2 separate regions of the Homo sapiens genome follow, and region 1 is linked to region 2. The links are chromatin loops, found by intact Hi-C in ENCODE. Cell type or tissue: CD4-positive, alpha-beta T cell. All regions are shown on one strand. Links, peaks and the distances in the headings refer to the core of each region. The heading gives the core; the rest is flanking DNA.

Region 1 (9,364 bases), core at 4,463-6,962, 180 kb after region 2:
CCTCAGCCTCCTGAGTAGCTGGGACCACAGGCATGTGCCACCACGCCCGGCTAATTTTTGTATTTTTTGTAGAGACGGGGCTTTGCCACGCTGGCCAGACTGGTCTTTGGTGTTCTGCCACATCACGATTTAAACGTTGGTTTATGAGTTCCTCCCTCAGTGTCTTTATTTCTTTCAATTCCATTTGCAAGGATATGAAGTGGATTGAAGAGAAGCAGGCACTGTACCGGAGAAATCAAGAGCTTGTGGAAAAGGTGAGCCCCGAACCCCTGGAGGCCCTGGCAGGACTCGCTCTATGCTCCTGGGGGTTGCAGTGGTCCCTGCGGGGCTGAAGGATGGAGCGAGGGCTGAGGCTTCTGAATGGCTGTCCCAGGCCCCTTCTGCTCTGCTCCCTCCTGCGGGACCCCATCAGGAGCCCTGGGGAGGAGGATGGCCTGGACAGAGGGAGCTGGGGCCTGTTCTCCTGGGTCCTGTTCTCCTGGGTCCGGGCAGGCCCCTATCTGCAGCAGCATCTCCATTCGTGTCCCGTTGTGCTGATGGTTCTGTGGGTGGGCTGGTTAGAGCATCGTGACAGAGGAGCTTTATTGAGACCACTAGAATCATCCCCCTGGGAAGCCTGGCTGGGTCAGGGAAGTCTCCTTCCAGCAACGCTTGTGGGGAAGCTGAAGTCCTCGGGGAAGAGCCCATGGACCAGCCTGGCTGAGCAAGTGCGTGTTTGAGACTTCGGCAAGGCGTCACCTGGCAGGCCCAGGTCCAGGCTCTCTTGGTCCCAGATGACAAGAGGCTCCTGAAGTGCTGCCCCGCCCCCACCCCCACCCCCACCCCCACCCTGGCCCGGGCTTTGTGGTCTGGAAGACTATCAGACGTAAAACAGATCAGAACATGCGATGTGTGGCCAGGCTGCTCTCAGTGGCCTTAGCTTCTGCCTGAGGTGCAGGGAAGGGAGTGCAGGTTTCTCTCGGCACCTCCCACCACATCAGGCCCACCTGGCTCAGCTGCTCCCTGCACTGGGTTAAAGAGGGAGTCACAGCACCGAGGGCCCTAGACTTAGGTCTGGGCAGTCCAGGGCCATCCCAAGAGGGGTGCACCTCACAACTGTGGGAGCAGGTGATGTGGCATGAGGCAGGGGCGGGGCTGGCTACGGGTCCAGGGGCAGGAAGGCCAGCAGGGCTGTCATTACCACGCACAGGTGAGGGGTGCTCTGTGTGACCCCCACCCCACTTGTCCATGGGCAGGGACAGGTGTCCTGAGGAGGCAGCGATGTCTCACGCTGGCAGGTGCGGCCCTCTGGGGAGAAGCTAGGGTAGCCTGGCTGATGAGTCTGATCTGTGCCAACAGGACAGAGCTTCAGACAAACAGAGGCGTCCAATGCAGACTCTGCACTGCTGCCAGCCCAGGGCTGGTCGTGCCCTCTGGGGGTCCTGCTTTAGGCTTGGTTTGCATCTTGAATGGCGAACGACACCCCCATGTTTCCCGTGGACACACGGAACATCTCTTAAATTAGAAGTGCGTTTCCACAGGGCTCAGCACAGTGCTGTGTGTGCCACGTAAATGCCGGCACAGGCAGAGATCCACGTGCACTTAAGGGCACCCACTTGAACACGCACACACGTAAATGCCTGCGTGCACACTTGAACACGCACACACGTAAATGCTGGCATGTACACTTGAAGACATGCACACAGAGATGCTGGCACGCACATGGAAATGCTTGTGCACGTACACACATGCGCATGTGCACACTTGGAGCCATGCTTTTTTCTGGCTACACTGGGTGCAGATCACATTCCTGGCCCTGCAGGTGTTCCACGGCAGGCCCACTGTGCAGCAGTACACAGCTGGCCCTGCAAGGGGGTCCAGCTCCCACTGAGCCGGCTCACTCCAAGGATGCAATGCTTCTGAGTTTATCTTGGTCCCCTGAGCATCAGAGCAGGTCCCTCAGTCCCTGGAGCTCAGCTTCAGGGGATGGACACAGCTGTCTGCCCCTGGTGGCCCCTGCCCTCATGAGGCTGCTGAGGACACATGCCGTGGGCCGTGTCACTTGACCCTTTGGAAGGGGTGGGGGACTCCTGCATCCGGTTTACTCGTAACTGGTTCCGTTTAAACAGCTCCTTAATTAGCCAAGTGAATTCCGGTGGCCAGGCAGCCGTGGTACCCGCTCCTTCCATTGGGCACAGCCTGGGCTCCAAGGGGCACCCGGGAGCCACCTGGGACATTTACCCTCCACGGCCTCCCTTCCTCATCCTAGCTCAGAGCCCCGCTAAGGCCCCCGTGCTCCTGGCTTGTGATGTACAGCCCCTGCTGGAGACGTTTATCCTTGACGGCCTCCCTTCCACATCCCTGTCCAGGGGCCACCCAAGCTCAGGGCCCCGATATGATCGCCAGGCTCCTGGCTTGTGGTATGCGGTGCTGCCTGCCCAGCCCCACCCACCACCGGATGGCTAGGCTATCTCACTAGGACAAACCCAAACATACCGAGGGCTGTGAGGCGCTTCCAGGGCTGGGTACCAGGCCAGCCGGCCTCCCCGGCAGCCAGCAGCTGTCCCGTCAGCCTGGAGTTGACCTCCCAAGACCTCTGGTGAGAGAGAACCAGACCCCTCACCTCATGCATCTTTTATGTTGCAGATCAAACAAATGGAGACGGAAGAGGCTCGGCTCAGACACGAGGTGCAGGACGCCAGAGACCAAAACGAGCTGCTGGAGTTCAGGATCCTGGAGCTTGAGGTAGCTGAGTGGATGGCCAGCACTGTGGCCTGTGGCTGTGTCAGGGATCTAGTCCTCAGCCTTCCTAACCCACACAAAGCCCTGAACATGAACATGAACATGAACATGAACCCAAAAGGCTGCGTCAGGGAGGAAAGAGGCAAATGGCCGTAAACCGCCACCTCTTCATACCGGCCGTCCAAACATCCAATGGGGAACATGGGCCATGGAGCTCAGTGTCAGGCAGGGACCACCTCTTCATACGAAGGATGAGGCCAGCCGCCCAAAGCACGTGTAAATATGGGGGAAATGGCCCGTGGCGCTCAGTGTCATGCAGGGAAAACAAAACAAAAGCACGACGGGTGACAGTGCAGCATCTGCTCCAGACCTGTGGGGTGAGGAGCTGGCACGTCCGTCCTCCATCTGCCCGTCCTCCATCCGCCCGTCCTCCATCCACCCCCAAGGAGCCGGCACGTCCGTCCTCCATCCGCCCGTCCTCCATCCGCCCCCGTGGCCCTGCTGCAGCTGGTGTGGGGCTCTGTCCAGGCCTCCGCCGTCGGCAGACGTTTGTTTCTTGCCCCTGAGTGAGGACAGTGGGGGCCACGCGGTGACTGGGAGCCCTTTGCCTGTGCCCTGCCATCCCTGGCCCTGTGTCCTCTGCCATGACCTGCACAGGAGGAGGGAGGAGGGGAATCCCACGGGCAGCTCAGGCTGGGTGTGGGCAGCCACGTCGCTGTGATTGTTTCACGGCAAGGGTGGTCCACCTGTGGGGCTGGGAGGAAGTGGCCCACACAGGGGCCGCCCCTGCCGAGCACCACACACAGCCCCGAGGCCTCCGTCTCAGGCCAGCACCTGGAGCCTCACAGTCCAGCTGGAGCCGCCTCTTAAGAGTCTGCCCGTCCACTGCCGGAGGACAGGGCAGCTGTGTGGTCACTCCATGTGTGGACGACCTCGGCCACGTGGGCCTGCCTGTGGGGACAGTGGCAGCACTGCCAGCCTGTGTTCTCCAGAGGCTCCTCTGGTCAGACCTGAAGGGGATGCAACCTGCAGCCCCTCCCCTGATCCTCCCCATAGCCCCTGGGATTCACTGAGGGATGTGCCCGTGGGCTCAGGGTGGGACTGCCCAGGCCACGTGGCCAGAGTGTGATGAACTCTGCCCGGCACATCTGGGGTCAGCGAATATACAGGGGCAGTCCTTGTGGGCAGGTCCAGGTCCAGTGCAGATTCTGCCACCACTGCTGCCGCTGCGGTTTGGTTTTCATAAATGCTGTGTTGATCCCTGGTTCCATGGTCTTGGCCCGTGTTCCTCAGGCCCCAGCACAGTCCTCTTAGAGGGAAGGGATGGGAGGGGAGCGGCTCACCCTTCTGTCCCTCTGTCCTAGGAGAGGGAGAGGAAGTCACCCGCCATCAGCTTCCACCACACGCCCTTCGTGGACGGGAAGAGCCCCCTCCAGGTGTACTGCGAGGCCGAAGGTGTGACGGTGAGTCCCGCCCCTCCTGCCCACTCCGCCCCCACCTCACCCATCCCCCGCCCCACCCCCTCTCCGCCCCCGCCCCACCCCCCTCCGCCCCCGCCCCACCCCCCTCCGCCCCCGCCCCACCCCCTCCGCCCCCGCCCCACCCTCTCCACCCCCGCCCCACCCCCTCCCTGCCCCACCTCACCCCCTCCCTGCCCCCACCCTACCCCTACCCCCCCACCTCACCCCTGCCCCACCTCACCCCTGCCCCCACCCCGCCCTACCTCACCCCTGCCCCCACCCCACCCTACCTCACCCCTGCCCCCACCCCGCCCTACCTCACCCCTGCCCCCACCCTGCCCTACCTCACCCCTGCCCCTCCCCTCCCCCTCCCCCACCCCCACCACCTCCCCTCCGCCCTTCCCTGCCCTGTCCTTCCCCACCCCCTCTGCCCACCCCGTGGCCACTCACCCCTACCTGTCCTCTGTGCCTTAGGACATTGTGGTTGCGGAGCTGATGAAGAAGCTGGACATCCTGGGCGATAACGCCGTAAGTGTATGTCGCTCTCCTGGCTTGTGCATGCCTCTTACACCCACAACCCCCAGCCCAGCCCCTCTGGGGTCCAGGAGGCCCTGCCAGCCTCCCACAGCCCTGCCATGGGCCACCCTGCCTGAGACCCTCCACTAGGCCCAGAGCCTGCTCAGAATCGGAGCCTTCCTCACACTGCTCCAGGGCCCACTGGGGCCTCTGCTGTGCACACCTGGTTCTTCCAGCTGATGGCACTTCCCATCACATTGCCCAGCTTCTGGGATCTCTCAGCCCTTCCATACTTGCCATGAGGATAGGGGGCTGTTGCTCTTAGACAAACCAAGACCCTTAGGGGTTCCACTTCCTTGGCTTGGGGGAAAAGCAGACTCTATAGATAACTCCTAAATTTCATTTGGGGCAGAGTTCCAATTTCTATAGCAAACTCCTTGAAAGAATGTTAATTACTGAGTGGGCAAAATAATGCACCTCTTCATCCCAATTTTCATCCGCCCATTACTAATCCTCTGCTCTCCATCCATTTATTCCCCATCAATGCACCATCTACCTAGCCCTTCATTCATGCTCTGTCTTATATCCATCCATCTATCTATCCTGTGTAATCCATCCATCCATCCTCCATAATCCATGTATCCATCCTCCACAATTCATTTATCCGTCCTCCATAATCCATCTATCCGTCCTCCATAATCCATCTATCCGTCCTCCATAATCCATGTATCCGTCCTCCATAATCCATGTATCCGTCCTCCACAATTCATTTATCCATCCTCCATAATCCATCTATCTGTCCTCCACAATTCATTTATCCGTCCTCCATAATCCATCTATCCATCCTTCATCCTTCATCTATCCTTCATCCATCATCCTTAATCCATCCATTTATCCATCATCCACAATCTGTCCATCCATCCTCCATCTATCTATCATCCATCATCCCTAATCCATTCATTCTCCATCCTCCATCTGTCCTCTATCCACCATCCTCCATCCATTCCTTCTCCATCTACCATCCTCTACCCATTAACCTTTCACCCATCCATCCATCTCCCATTCATCCTCCATAATCCATCTATTCATTCTCCATCCATCCTTCCTTCATCCTCCATTCATTCATCCATTCTCCAAAATCCATCAATCCATCCACCCTCCATAATTTATCTATGCATCCTCCATCATTCATTCATTCATCCATCCTCCATAAGCTATTTATCCATCTTTCCATCCTTCATCCTTTATCCTTCCACCTATCCACATCCCCTCCCTCCATCCATCCATCTATCCATCCCTCATCCTACCTTCATTGACCTTCCACTTCCTCCATCCAGTGCTCTGCATCCGAGGACTCCCTTCTCCCCTTGCCTGCCCAGCCCCTGGGGAGCAGTGAGGCACAGGGCAGGGGTACTTTCAGCAGGGAGGCTCTGGGTGTGGGTCTGCTTCTCTCAGAGCTGGGGGCTCCACTGTGGTCATAGGTGGCCGAAGAGCCACAGCAGGGTGGCCGTGGACCTGACATCTCTGGGGTCCAGTCCTGGGTATCAGCCCCATCATGAGGTCTTGGGAACTGTATTGGGCAACTCTGATTCACAGTTGGAGAAGCTGAGTCCCCAAAGGCACTGCCCAGGGTCACAGAGCTGATGTAGTGGCAGAGTTGGGGGTACCCAGCCCCACCCAGGCCTATTTCAGGGTTCCTGCCCAGCCCCATAGCTGTCCACCAAGAGTGCCACTGAGTGTGACAGCCCTGCAGTCATCATGCAGCCTCTGAGGCCATTGTCACAGAGCCCAGGGACAGAGGAGGTTGGATACTGGAGGGCTCATGGCCAGGCTTAAGCTCAGGGGACCTGTGGAGATGCTGGGGAGCTCTTGACAGTGGGCTGACAGTGGCCCTTCAAGCCTGGCTGTGCAATCAGTGTTGACTTCACATGCAACTTGTGGTTTAATCACATCTGGGTAGATTCCCTCAGTCACCCTGAAGCCACCTGCTCAGCCTCCCCAACTTAAAGTGTTGGGAGAGGTCTGTGGCCTGCCCAGCCCTGCCATGGGAGAAGGGAGCAGGGCAGGAGAGATGAGGGCACCTGGCCCCAGCCATGCAGGATGAGGTTCTTGCCTGAGTCAGGAGTGCAGCTGGCCCCCACCATGGACTACAGACTGAGCCTGACTCCCCCCTGTGGGAGACCCTGTGCAGACTTTGGGGTTGGGGGACAGCAAGAGATGCCTGCTGTTAGGGAGCTTGCACTCTAGGGAGAGAATGGCATGGACAGGGCTTTTGGAGTGAGCTGGCAAGAATCAGAGAGGCCCCACGAGCTGGAGTCAGGCAGCCCTGGTCTGGATGCAGGCTGCAGCAGAGTCTGAGAGTGTGAGGTGCCCACATCGAAAGCCATAATCACTCTACCCAGAAGGGCCACCCAGGGGCCCCTCGGTTGGGGAGGAAGCATGAATAAAACATGCATAAAAGAGACAAAACCTTCCAGGGATTCAGCCATTTCACAGCCATGAACATGTGGTCTCTCCTCCACTGTTCCCAAGTGGTGTTTTAATAACCACAGGTGCATATGCAGAGGCTGGCTTTAAACACAGAAGGGGACAGAGGCTGGGCAGAGCAGCAGCCACTGCTGGGGATGTATTGGTGGCCTGCCTGCATTGAGCAGCGCATACGCATCTGCCTCAGCTGGTTACCTAGACCTGGTGATTACCAGCAGAGGGAGAATGAGAGAAAACAAAATCGGCAGCACCCGGAGGGAACAAGCTCAAGTCAAGGGTGTCAGAGATGCTGGGAGGGAGATGTCAGTCAAAGCACTTTTTAGCTCTGGCCCCCACCCAGGCGTCCCCAGTCAGCCTCCCCAGTCAGCTTCCCCATGCATCCATCACTCACCCTCACCCCCAAAGGCACTGCTTCTGACCGCACCTGTGTTCTGCTTTTGGGTGCAGAACCTGACCAATGAGGAGCAGGTGGTTGTCATACAAGCCAGGACAGTCCTGACCTTGGCCGAAAAGGTAACAGCAGCTGTGTGGACAGTCGGGAGAGGGCCGGGCTCCTGGGGTCTCCTGCCCTGCTCAGCTCAGAGGTGGTGATCTCGGGAGGAGGGCCTGCAGGGCCGGGTTTGGGGGGTCCACTAAGCCCCGTCTGCCCTGGGAGATCTGACACACTCAGGTCAGACAGCACCCACTGTGCATCTTTGCAAAGGACAGATTCGGCTCCACTTTGCTCTGTCACCAACCCTGTCTGCGTTTCCTCCCAAAGGCGGGAAGGTATGGTGAGTCTGCAGGCAGCGTTCTCTGTTCAACTTACCCTGACCCCCTTCTGGGGCCACCCAGCCCACTACCTGCTCCTAGTCCCACCCCTAGCCCTGACCTGCCTGGTGAGCTGGGCCTCCCACAGCAAGGAGAAGGGGTGCTCCTGGCACATAGGGGTTTGGAGAAACAGGCCACCCCTCCCCGCCTGTCCTGGCAGAGCTCTGCAGATGTGTCTCTCCTACGGTGCCCCAAGCTAGTGTCCCTCCTCTCCTGGAGAAGGTGTCAGGGGTAGACTTCCTGGACACCTGGAGGGTGGGAGGGGTGGGGCCATGATGCCAGCGCAGCCTCAACTCCCTGGAGAGGGCTGTGCTCTCCCCTCCCTAAGGAGAAGAGGAAGGAAGACCCAGGCTGTCCTGGCTTTTCTCCCAGCTGTCTCCACGAGCCGGGGTGGGGGACCCTAGGGGTCACTGTCCTGCTTGTTCTGTTTGTGTCCAGTGGCTCCAGCAGATTGAGGAGACAGAGGCGGCGCTGCAGCGGAAGATGGTGGATCTGGAGAGCGAGAAGGTTGGTGGCACCTTCACCGAGGTTCTGCGGCTCGGTGCTGCAGGTGGGACATCCGAGACCGAGGCATGGCCCTCCTGTGTTTCAGGAGCTGTTCAGTAAGCAGAAGGGCTACCTGGACGAGGAGCTGGACTACCGGAAACAGGCCTTGGACCAGGCCAACAAGGTGAGAGGCACGAGACTGCTGGAACCCCGGGGAGGGGCACTGGGCTGAAACGGCCACGTGGCTCAGGTGCCCAGCAGTGCCTCAGGTGCCCATGTGGGCCAGGTCGCAGGGCCCCTAATGGCCCCTAATGACACCTGCACAGCAGGCTCTGGCTCTCCAGAGCTGCCTGATGGGGTCTTCACTTGGAGCTTCATAAACGGAGCAGGATTAGTTGAGGAGGCCTAAACCCACACTGTGCAGTGAGAATGTTCTACAGCCTTTGTGCAGGTCACTCAAGCACAGAAACATGCCCGGATTCCTGAAGGCCATCCAGGTGTTGGTGTGGGCTGGTGTCTACCTCCCACCCTTCCCCTGAGGAACTGGAGAAACTGGTGGCTGTTCTGGGACAACAGCCTGCTCACTAGTGGGAGGTGTGGTCTTGTTCTATTTCATCTGGTGTGGCTGGGAGGAGCATAGGACGTTTCTAGGTTGAAAACTAGGCTTCAGAACTGGGTTCCCCGCTGGGAGCTACTTCCCCCGTGACTGCACAAGCAAAATCATCTGTCCCTGCTGGACTCCTATCACGTGACGGAAGGTACGACCAGGAGGATATCAGGCCATGTTGTGGAAAGACAAGTGTCACCACCAAGAGGTTCACCTCGGGACCCAGCCCAGCAGGCAGGGTCTTGACCCTCATGCCTGTGAGGAGACCTGCTTGGCT
Region 2 (10,500 bases), core at 4,775-7,274:
CTTGCTCAGGCCGTGTGCACTATCCTGGCTCACTGCAGCCTTGAACTCCTGGGCTCAAGGGATCCTCCTGCCTCAGTCTACCAAGTAGCTGGGGCTACAGGTGTGTGCCACCACACGAGGCTAATTTTTGTATTTTGTGTAGAGACAGGGTCTTGCTATGCTCCCCCAGGCTGGTCTCGAACTTCTGGACTTGTGATCCTCCTACCTCAGCCTCCCAAAGTGTTGAGATTACAGGTGTGGAGCCATCACACTGGCCCAGTCCCAGAGCTTAGTACCTCCAACTGGTTGTTTTTTTTTTTTTTTTTGAGATGGAGTCTCGTTCTCCCTCCCAGGCTGGAGTGCAGTGGCATGATCTCCACTCACTGCAACCTCTGCCTTCTGGGTTCCAGCGGTTCTCCTGCCTCAGCCTCCCAAGTAGCTGGGATTACAGGCACGTGCCACTGCGCCCAGCTAATTTTTGCATTTTTATTAGAGACGGGGTTTCATCATGTTGGCCAGGCCAATCTTCTGACTTCAGGTGATCCACCCACCTCAACCTCCCAAAGTGCTGGGATTACAGGCGTGAGCCACTGTGCCCGGCCATACAGGTGGTTTCACTCAGAGTTCAGCCATTGTCATCTGTGAGGGGGACACGTGGTTGGCTTTGTTGTGTGCTAACTTTGATGGTGACCAGGGGGTTCACTGAGCTCTGTAAGGTGCTGAAACTCCACTGATGTTTGTGATGAAAGACAAACAGCAAACATATTTGCTCTAAAACAAAAACGGAATTCCCTTGACCATCGTGCTTCGATGATCTCAGACTATTCTGAAGTTAAATTATATAAAGGAATTCTGATGTCATGCCATCCACATTCTCCAAATGTAAGACTGAGAGATGACTGCTTCCAAGGTAGCATCAACAAAGATTTTTACAAATGAAAACGTTAGATTTAACACCCGAATTAAGCGTGGAAAGGTGAAACATCAAGGCGGCAGGCAGCCTTTCTAAAAAGTTTGCTGTAGGAAAGATAATGTCAAAATAGGGACCAGTCCTGGTTTCATTAAGAAGCTATCATGACGTCTGATTTTAAACCATATGTAAATACAGTAATCTGAAGGATTTGGCAAAGATTTATTTTTTTTTCCATTTCCAGTTTTTTAAAGTAGACACAGATTTGCTTAGAATAAAGCTGATTTTAAAAGCACACAAAAGTTGAACACAAAGGAGAGGATTAAATTCACCAATGCAGAGTGATAAAGAGGAAAAGATACTGAGTAGGTGCCTTCAGCAGAAAACTGATCATCCAGGGTGATCACCTAATAATCGGAGACTTAATTCCTTATAATGCAAAAGCAAGAAGAGTTTAGTGTACGAACTGTACAGCTGAGTTTGTAGCTCTATCTTGGTTTCTGTTGATTATGAACAATTAGCATAGTTATATATAATCTTTCTTTAGTAGACAACCTGCATCCATTTAAATTAAATAATACTTTCTACAATAGTGTGATATATAAGGCCACAATATTTATTTTGGACAAACCCCTTAAAGTAGCGATTTTATTATCAATGTTATTCATTCTTTTGAAATATAAAGTACTTCAGCTGAATTAAGGTTGCAGATAATTTTTAAAATACAACACACATCATGACTAGTATATTAAAATTATTTATATTCAGATATTTATATCTAATATCAAATGAAAATTTACTACCAAATTTTCACAGTAGACATTAATCAGTCTGACATGCTTATTGATCCCATAGGTGTAATTATAGATCAACATGATTTTAGTGTCTATTCTTTTATTTTACTAAATTAGGAACGCAGCATTTACAGAACAAATAAACACAAGTGACGTGGCCACCCCAGGATCTAACAGCTCTTCAGTGAGCTATGTTGCAAGCTCAGAAGTAATCCACTAACGAACCAAGTCAGACTCCAGTTCTTCATCAAAAGGTGCTGGTGGAGGTTGTCAGACGCCTTCCAATATAGATCCTTCACAGAAAAATTATCAGTAGTTAATGTATCTTGTGATTCACAGGAGACTGTGTTACAGCTGAAACAGGGTAGCTCACTGTGGTTAGAGCTTATGCAAGGGGACTGGTGATTTTATACCCATTATAAAAATTTTGTAATGAATCTATCTGTGATCTTTTATCTAGTGTTTTATCAATATGTATTTTGTATTAATTAACTTAGAAAACATCAGATCGTATTCTTACATAGAAGGATCACCAAACCGAATGCTGTTTCCACACAGAAAGCTTCTGCTTTGTTCCAACTCAGTGCTGGGGGAAGTCACCTACCAGGGCAAGATGGTGTTGCTAGTTCATCACCACCAGCCTCACCAAAGCCAACTGCTTAAAAATGAAGCCCCTGCCCTCATGTGGTTTAAGTTTGGTAGTGGGAGAGATGTCCCAAACTAAAGATGCAGGAGTGTCAGAAAAGGCTTTTCGGCAATAGAGAGGCTCGCTCCAGCTGACCAGCGGGCATCACTCCCGGAGGGAGGAGGATGGGTCTCCAGGAAAGGGCAGAATCGGAAGCCTGGCTGGCCTGGCCTGTGGGCGGTGGTGTGGTGGGCACTGTGAGCGCAGACAGTGCTGCAGCAGCTTTCGGGGCAGATTTTATCGTGTGGTTCTGAAAAGCAGCTGAGGGGGTGTGGGTCGCCAGTGGCAGCATCAGGCTCTGAAAACCCGGGCAGGACGAAGGACAGTAGCTGGGAAGTAGTGGCTGCAGAAATCCATCCTGAAACGAAGGGCTTAAACCTTGTATTTAAAATGAGGATCCCGAGGCCTTGCCCCCAGAGTCTGCTTGACAGTTCTGGAAAAGGCTCCAGAAAGCAAACTGCCTGGTGATGCTGATGCAGTCTGTAGGTCTGACTCCCAAAAGCACCAGCAGAAATGAAGGTGACGGGTTATGGGGGGGACGTGAGAATGTGCCCAAGAGCTAGGAGAAAGCCACGCACACGGGAGGGCGAGGTGGAGACACGGGCAGCGCTCAGGTCCCGGCCCAGGAAACTCAGTGGCTTTTATCCCGTTTCCTTCAACCCCAGATGTGAGCCCTCTGGCCAACCTACCTAACCCACCTGCCCCCAGTGGCATTCCGGTCTTTCCAGTCTGTCCAACACACGGCAGCCACAGAACACTGTCTGCACGCCAGGACTAGAGCCCTCCTCCCCGCTGAGAGGCTGGGACCAGCCCGAGGAGGAGCCGTTTTGGCTTCCCGCTCTGGCTCTTCACCACCGCTGCGGCGAACGCTCTTCAGAACCCACAGCGGCGCCTGCCTGGTCTCTGTGTTTTCTGCAGGGTGAGTGAGTATAAGCAGCCAGGAAAGGCCAGGCGCGGTGGCTCACGCCTGTAATCCCAGCACTTTGGAGGCCGAGGTGAGCCATCCCTTGAGTTCGAGATCAGCCTGGGCAACGTGGCGAAGCCCCGTCTCTATTAAAAATACAAAAATTAGCCAGGCCTGGTGGTGGGCACCTGTAATCCCAGCTACCCAGGAGGCTGAGGCAGGAGAGTCGCTTGAACCCAGGAGGCAGAGGCTGCAGTGAGCCGAGATCACGCCCCTGCACTCAGCCTGGGCAACAAGAGCGAAACTCAAGCCAGTAAAGTCGGAGACTGCATTGGTTCCTTCATTGCTGAGAGTTACTAGAACAACAGTCCTGTCTGGAGGAAGTACAGCAGGTAACTGAGACCCTCCACCTACAGCAGAGCTGGGTGCATTCCCGCCACAGTACTACACAGAAATGAGACTGCTTTCACCTACACACAGGACAAAGAGGTCAGACCTAAGAAGCCCTGCTTTGACTCCGTTTATATTCAGTGAGCAACAGGCAGACTCGTCAGGCCAGACAGCAGCACCACAGGGCGCCTGTGCTGGGGCCTTTGGGGGCTGCAGGCTGGTGGTTTCTGGACCTGAACAGTGACTACGTGGGTGTTTGTGAAAATGCACCAAGCTGTAACTGATGATCTGGACTTCAGGAAACAGGTTACGAATAAATCACTGCAACCCAGAATCGCCCCACGACATGCCATGACAGGAGTCACACAGTCACATCACCTACCCCAATCCGATGGCCAGCAAATGAGAGAGCAGCAGAGATGGAAGGAAAACTTTCAGAAATTCTGCAGAGAATATGCCCCCTTTCTTCATGACGCTCGTGTTCCTCATGCTGAGGGTGGCCGTGCGCTTCGGGTGTTTAAAGAGGAACTCCCTGAGGCGGGAAGAAACGTGTCAGCTGATGTGTCCTCTGTCAAGGGGTGCCCCCGTGACACTGAGAACACACTCACTTGGGGGGAATATTTTCCGGCCGACTTGACCAATCCCATATCCAATCTGAGTTTTTCTTCAAGATGCTTTCAACTTCTTTCCTTCTTTCAATATCATCTTCCTCAGACTAAGATAAAGTCAATGTTAAAGGCAGATCAGTGTACCACACGTGACACGGGAAAGCACCCAGCTCCCACCCGAGCTTCAGATCCGCAGGCTCAATTCAAGAGCCCAGAGGCACATGTCAGTGCCTCGGACCGTGGTCCAAGGGGAGTCCTGGGGCTGGGGGCCTTCCCCGGGCCGCGCCGCACTCCCGGCTCACAGCACGCTCGCCGCCTCCAGGGACAGATCACCTCTGGGGGAGCCCCACTCAGGGCGTAAATACATTTGGTTCACTGTGAGATTCTGGGGGTACTGACAGCGGCAAACACTGTCCTAGGGAAGTCACGTGACATGAGGGCAAAGATGGTGACGGCAGCACTGGTTATAAGAAAAGAAAATGAAAACAGCCGAAAACGGCTCAAAACAGGGACATGACGAAGGAAGGGACACTGTATAGTGAGCAGGTTTACAAGATGCTTCCGGGATAAGCAGGAGGGAAAAGGCAGAAATGTCCACATAACCACAGCTGCGGCCAAATCCTCAGAATTATATAACAGCACGAAACATTAAAGAGGATTTTAAATCTGAGAGTCTAAGTGTTTTTCTCTACTTTTTTGCATTTTCAAAATTCTGTACCTGAACATCTAATTCCTTTTAAAACTAGGGGAAGTTTTGTGTAAAACAGTGAAAACGGCAAGACCCTGTCTCAAAAAAAAAGAAATAAAATTGAAAATACTCAAGAATATAGCTCCCCAAACCCACCAAACATCTGGGTACACCCAAGCTGGGTACAGCCCCAAGTGCCCAGGAGCAGGCCGCACGCCCTGGATGCACCCACACACCCACAGCCAGGGCTCCTGGGGCTCCCGAAATCATGCTGCCCCTCGGAGTGGGGCCAGGGGATGTCCCTGAGAAAGCCTGGGTAACAGGGACTCCTTGTTTCCTTGGTGAAGAAAGCCTTGAGGGAAGCGCTAGCACGGAAGGGTCAGCTACTAACCCTGCCTGGAAGGCCATGCTTCCTCACAGAGCTTCCAAAATACAGAACACAGTCCGTCGTCAAAGTTCTCACCAGCAACGAACACCCAAGAAAACACATCGCGCATCTCATCTGCAGCAAGGTAAGGCACTGCCAGATATAACTGAGCAAGACAGTACTGATCACTGCCTCGAACCCTATCTGTGCCGGAGTAGGAAGGGAGAACGATAGTACACCAAGGCAATAACCCCAGGTACACTTTTTCCTCTAAGACTCACTCCGCTTTCACAACAATGCTGAAGGCCGCTCTGTAAAGCCCATTCAATAGCTGTTAACAGAAAAGTCATCTTAGGCTGGACACAGTATCTCACACCTATAGTCCCAGTATTTTGGGAGGATCACTTGAGCCCTGGAGTTCAAGACCACCCTGGGCAACACAGGGAGACCCCGTCTCTACAAAAAAAACTTTTTTAAAAAAGAAGAAAAAGTGATCTTACACTAAATTATCAGGCTGATCAGCCGCTAATGCTACACTGCTCCGGCACCAGTTAGCTCAGGACTAATGCTAGGAAAGGCACAGGGTGTAATTTCCGGCAGGTAGTGAGTGTCTAATGAGGAAGACACCTCAGAGTCACAGCCACAGTGGCCACATGGCCTTAGATGGCCCCGTGGGTAACTCCTGAGTCCCACACAGCATGCAAATATTAAAACCCACTCACTGTCCAACCAGCAACCACGAGGAAAGACCAGCCAGTAGCTGGCTCACTGCCACCCCTTCCAATGGTCCCTCCCTCCTCTCTAGGCTGCAGCCACCAGGGAGCCCTTCCTCCTTTCCGGTGTATCCCTGATGGCAGGCAGGGAGGGACAGGAGGCCCCCGCTGCCTGTCCCACTCGGCGCCTCCCCCGCTCAGCTGAGTGTCCAGCCCATGTGCTTGTGGATGTTCCCACCCACAGTTTCTTGGTTTTTTTGTTTCGCTTTTTTGTTTTTTTTAAAGCAGGAAACACCCTTAAAGCCCGACTTTTCTCTGAGGTGCTCAATTACATTTAAAACCGTTTCCTGTACAAACAGATCACAAATACTTTTACAACTGCACATTCTCCTTCCAGCTTACCTGTGAGCTGTTTTTCTCTCCAATGCTATGGGTATCTGTTTCAGAAGCTCTGTTGGTATCTTGTGGTGTCTGCGAGCGAGGTGGGCTTGGCGATGTGAATAGAATGGGAAAAACAGAACATCATGTGAACATTCTATCATTAGAAGCTCAAACCCCAAAGGCAGTGAACCGCCTCCGTGATGAGGGGCTCTAGCCAGTCAGCGTACGCGTCTTCCCTTCCACCCAGCACCTGCCAGAGCCAAACTCTTCCTCAGCCCTTTTGGCTGAGCACGACAGGAGTGAGCTAGCCAGTCTTCCAGAGAAGACGCAGGGGCAACTGGCAAGCAGCTGGCTTTGTCACCTGCCGCCTTCACGGTCTGGGTCTGTTGCACAGCTCTCAAGGGCACGCGACCTTTGACCACTGTCGGCCACTCTACCTTGGAGTCACTCAGAAGTACTGCTAACCAGGGACCGCTCCTCCTGCGACCACAGCCCCGCTGAGGCGCGTGAGTGCGTTTCTCAGAGTGGGGTTTGTGGCTGTTCCGCTGCCTACTGATGACTTGAACATGGCTCCCCACAGACTAAGTCCCAGGTCACTGCATCCCCAAAGAGGGCGAGGCTCCTATATAAGGACGGACTGCAGCAGGAGCCAGTCCAGAACGCGGCCCGAGGCGAACAGCAGCCCACTGTCCTAGAGGTGACACGGGCACTTCCAGCTGTGACTGTCACCCACTGAAGACATCGGCACTGTAACACATACACTTGTTGATGCGCGCCTACCTGTCACAGTGAGAGCTCTTGGAGCTACTCCGTCCAGACTCATGCTGTGCGTCCAGCAGTATTTTTTCCATGTCTCCATTATAAATAGAAACCGAGGCTGGAACGCTGCCCCCGTTCCCATTATTGCTGAAGTGCAGTTCTACCCAGGAGCCTGATGGGGACAAAAAAAGGGGCGCAGATGGAATTCTCTACCCACTCTGGAATCTGCTCTTGATATCTAACCAGCCTGCCCTTCCATTTCCAAGAGGTAGCAATGGTGCCACACCAGGAACCATCCCTCAACCCCGACTTGAAGACATCCCTCTGCCCACTCTCATGGCAGTGACTGTCCACGCACACACTCCCTGGGTACAGGAAGGAAGCCCCCTGGGGCTGAGACCATGTATCTGTCCAGCTCTTGCAGTCCCTTTATACCAAGCCAATGTCCAATAACTCTGCTGAGTCAACAGAATCCAATTAGAATACTTCCTTGCAGTGAGCTTTTATAAGAAAAAGGCTATTATTTGGAAAAAGAGGTCTTTAAAAAAAACAACAACAACACTAATGTCAACATAAGCTTAAGGGATTTGAAGTTTTCTTTAAAAGGTTTAAGCTCTATTTTTTGTTTCTTTTCGAGACGGAGTCTCGCTTTGTCACCCAGGCTGGGGTGCAGTGGCACGATGAAGGCTCACTATAATCTCAAACTCCTGGGTTCAGGCCATCCTCTAGCTGACACCTCCGGAATAACTGGAACTACAGGCATGCACCACTACTCCTGGCTATTTTTTTTAGGAGATGGGGTCTCGCTATATTGCCCAGGCTAGTCTCGAACTTCTGGGCCCAAGCAGTCCTCTCACCTCAGCTTCCCAGTGTGCTGGGATTACAGGCGTGAGCCACCATGCCCAGCCTCTATGACTTGCATCGTGTGGCTTACTTTGCATTTATATAATTTCTAACGAGGTTGAAGACGGTTTTACAAGTTTGCTAGCCATCTGGATAGCATCTTTTTTGAACTGGTTCTTCGAATCTCTTATTCTTTTCTATTATCTGTCTTTCTCTTATTTGTGGGCATCCAGCAGTATTTTTTCCATGTCACCATTATAAATAGAAACTGAGGCTGGAACGCTGCTCCCGTTCCCTTACTGCTAAAAGTGCAATTCTGGGATAATTCTGTATTCTAGATATATGTTTTTCTGCATTTAAATATGTTGCAAGTAACTTTCCCTCGGTAGCTTGTTCTTTTCACTTCTGATGTCTTCTGATGTACAGAAGTTCTTGATTTTAATTCAGTCAAATGCAGCAATCCCTTCCTGAGCTGAGATATTCTATTCTATTATTTTCACACAGCTCTACTGTTATGACAGTCACATTTAGATCCAAAATCTACATGGATTAATTTTCCCATTGATGTGAGACGGATGCCCCATTTACTGCAGACAGCTCCCGCCTCACTCTGCGCTGGCTGCTTCCTGTGTCAGAAATCAAGCGTGCATATAGGCACACGTCTATTTCTGGGCCCCAGATAATCTCTCTACTTTGTGTCATAGGTTTATTTATTTAAAGCAAATCTGGTAGGAGCTTCCTCTGGTAGCGTATGGAGGATGGAGTGCAGTGGGAGGAAAGTGCAGGCCACAAAAGACAGGGAAACTTATGGACGAGAACAATGGAATTATCTCATTTTTGCAGTCACTATAATTTTAGTAAGCAGAATAATCACCCTGAGCTGCTGACTGTCCTTAAACCAACACAGCACTAATAACACCATGCAATTAGGGGGAAAGGAGCAGCCTCTTCATCCGTCATGTTCGCTGGAAGCAAAGGCAGGTGCACAGCTTTCCACACACACGAGGCATCTCTCCTGAAAGAGGGCTGGCCTAGGCTCCATACGCCACTTGTTGCAGAGTCTATTTCATATTAACCAGAAAAAAGCAAACCGAAGGCCCAGGAAGGAAAAGTGGATTTGCAACTTATGCCATCAACAGTCTCCCAGTAAGCTGCTAACGAAATGATCACACAAATTTTCAAATGAACGCATGATTGTTCTCTTTGGCCTCTCACGTTGCCTCATGTCCTGGCCTACACGAAGCACATCCCTAATACAAAGGCAAGCCAGGGTCTGTCTCGGAGCCTGGAGCTCAATGGAGGAGAAAGGCCCAGGCCAGTCTGCCCCACACTCTGGCAGAGGCTACATGGTGCCTTCTGAGATGTACAGACCACACCATTCCTGAAGCCGCTCATCTGACCAGACAGTATTGCCAAGTACTCTGATGTTCACTAGCCCTCCTTCCCTCTCTGCGGTTCAAGATGCCATGCGGCCGGCTAGCCATGGCCTGCCCCTGAGAGAACGGCACCACAGCCTCTGTTTTGGCCAGCTGTCTTTCTCCGCTGAATCTACAGTATTCAGATTCTGGGCCTGCTTCAATTTACTTGACTAAAGTGTTGTTCAGCTATCTGACGATATGGAACACAAATGCAACTTGAAGGTGTGGTGTCTCTTCTCTGATGCCACTCTTAACATCAAATGTGGGACACCAAGTCACCACCACCGGGGTGTCCAACGATTCAATTCCATTCTATCTACCTAGACTTAGTGTGGAGCCCACAAGACTGTTCCCACAGATGCAAGCAGAGAATGGGGTGTCCAGGTTACCCGTATTTCTGCCAGTGCCTCTACCTACTCAGGGGATCCCACACACCTGCCTCAGGTTCAGTAATTTACTACAATTCACAGAACTCAGAAAAACTCTTTACTTACATTTATCAGTTTACCAGAAACAATTCCAGGGCAGACAAATGGAAATGACATACAGCCCAGATCCCCACCTACCCCACACGTCCCAACCCTAACCCCAACCACACTCTCTGCAACCAGACTCCCACTTACCCCACATGTCCCAACCCTAACCCCAACCATGCTACCCGCACCTCATGGCTCCCCCATCTCCATCTCCAGTCCCCTCCCCTCCTAGGAGGGGCTGCCCTGGGAATTTCTACCTCAAGTAACTATCCTGGGGCCACCCTTGAGCCACTGTATTAGCAGTGTATTCTGAAGGGGCTCCTTACAACTTACACCAAAAATGGTTAACCAAGGAGCACTTTTGGAGTACACTGCTAATAGGGTGACTTTATGAATAACGCACACACTGGTCAGGTTGTTCTGCCTATGGAGTCACCATCTTTTTACTGTTTTACTTTCTTTAATAAACATGCTTAAGACACTTATTGGCACAGCGGTTCATGCCTGTAATCCCAGCACTTTGGGAGGCCGAGGCGGGCAGATCATCTGAGGTCAGGAGTCAGAGACCAGCCTGACCAACATGGT

The links. Peaks named below come from ENCODE experiments on the same cell type or tissue, not always from the same donor. Only the 100,000 strongest peaks of a DNase experiment are listed, where the experiment ranks them.
Region 1: a loop joins it to region 2, with 2.2 times the contacts of the local background. A loop is called at or near these places in 7 of 110 quality-filtered maps.

What each region holds. Positions count from the first base shown.
Region 1 is chr10:132,145,327-132,154,690 of GRCh38, forward strand. It overlaps JAKMIP3 (Janus kinase and microtubule interacting protein 3), which reads left to right. Exons shown (of 24, transcript NM_001323087.2): 13 at 192-254; 14 at 2,626-2,724; 15 at 4,086-4,184; 16 at 4,656-4,715; 17 at 7,632-7,697; 18 at 8,433-8,501; 19 at 8,587-8,664. Among named protein-coding and RNA genes, the nearest start is that of JAKMIP3-AS1, 37 kb to the right of the region's middle. RefSeq lists enhancers at 579-1,080, 1,081-1,580, 2,002-2,964. In CD4-positive, alpha-beta T cell, for the core only: CTCF peaks have their summits at 5,657 and 5,867; no DNase peak of the experiment used is centred there.
Region 2 is chr10:131,966,594-131,977,093 of GRCh38, forward strand. BNIP3 (BCL2 interacting protein 3) reads right to left here. Exons shown (of 6, transcript NM_004052.4): 2 at 7,200-7,350; 3 at 6,441-6,525; 4 at 4,271-4,377; 5 at 4,045-4,194; 6 at 1,091-1,976. The coding sequence ends at 1,931. It also overlaps a transcript of PPP2R2D not described here. Among named protein-coding and RNA genes, the nearest start is that of BNIP3, 10 kb to the right of the region's middle. RefSeq lists an enhancer at 5,674-6,544. In CD4-positive, alpha-beta T cell, for the core only: no CTCF peak of the experiment used is centred there; DNase peaks (open chromatin) are centred at 6,268 and 6,668; H3K4me3 peaks cover 1,401 bases; H3K27ac peaks cover 1,967 bases.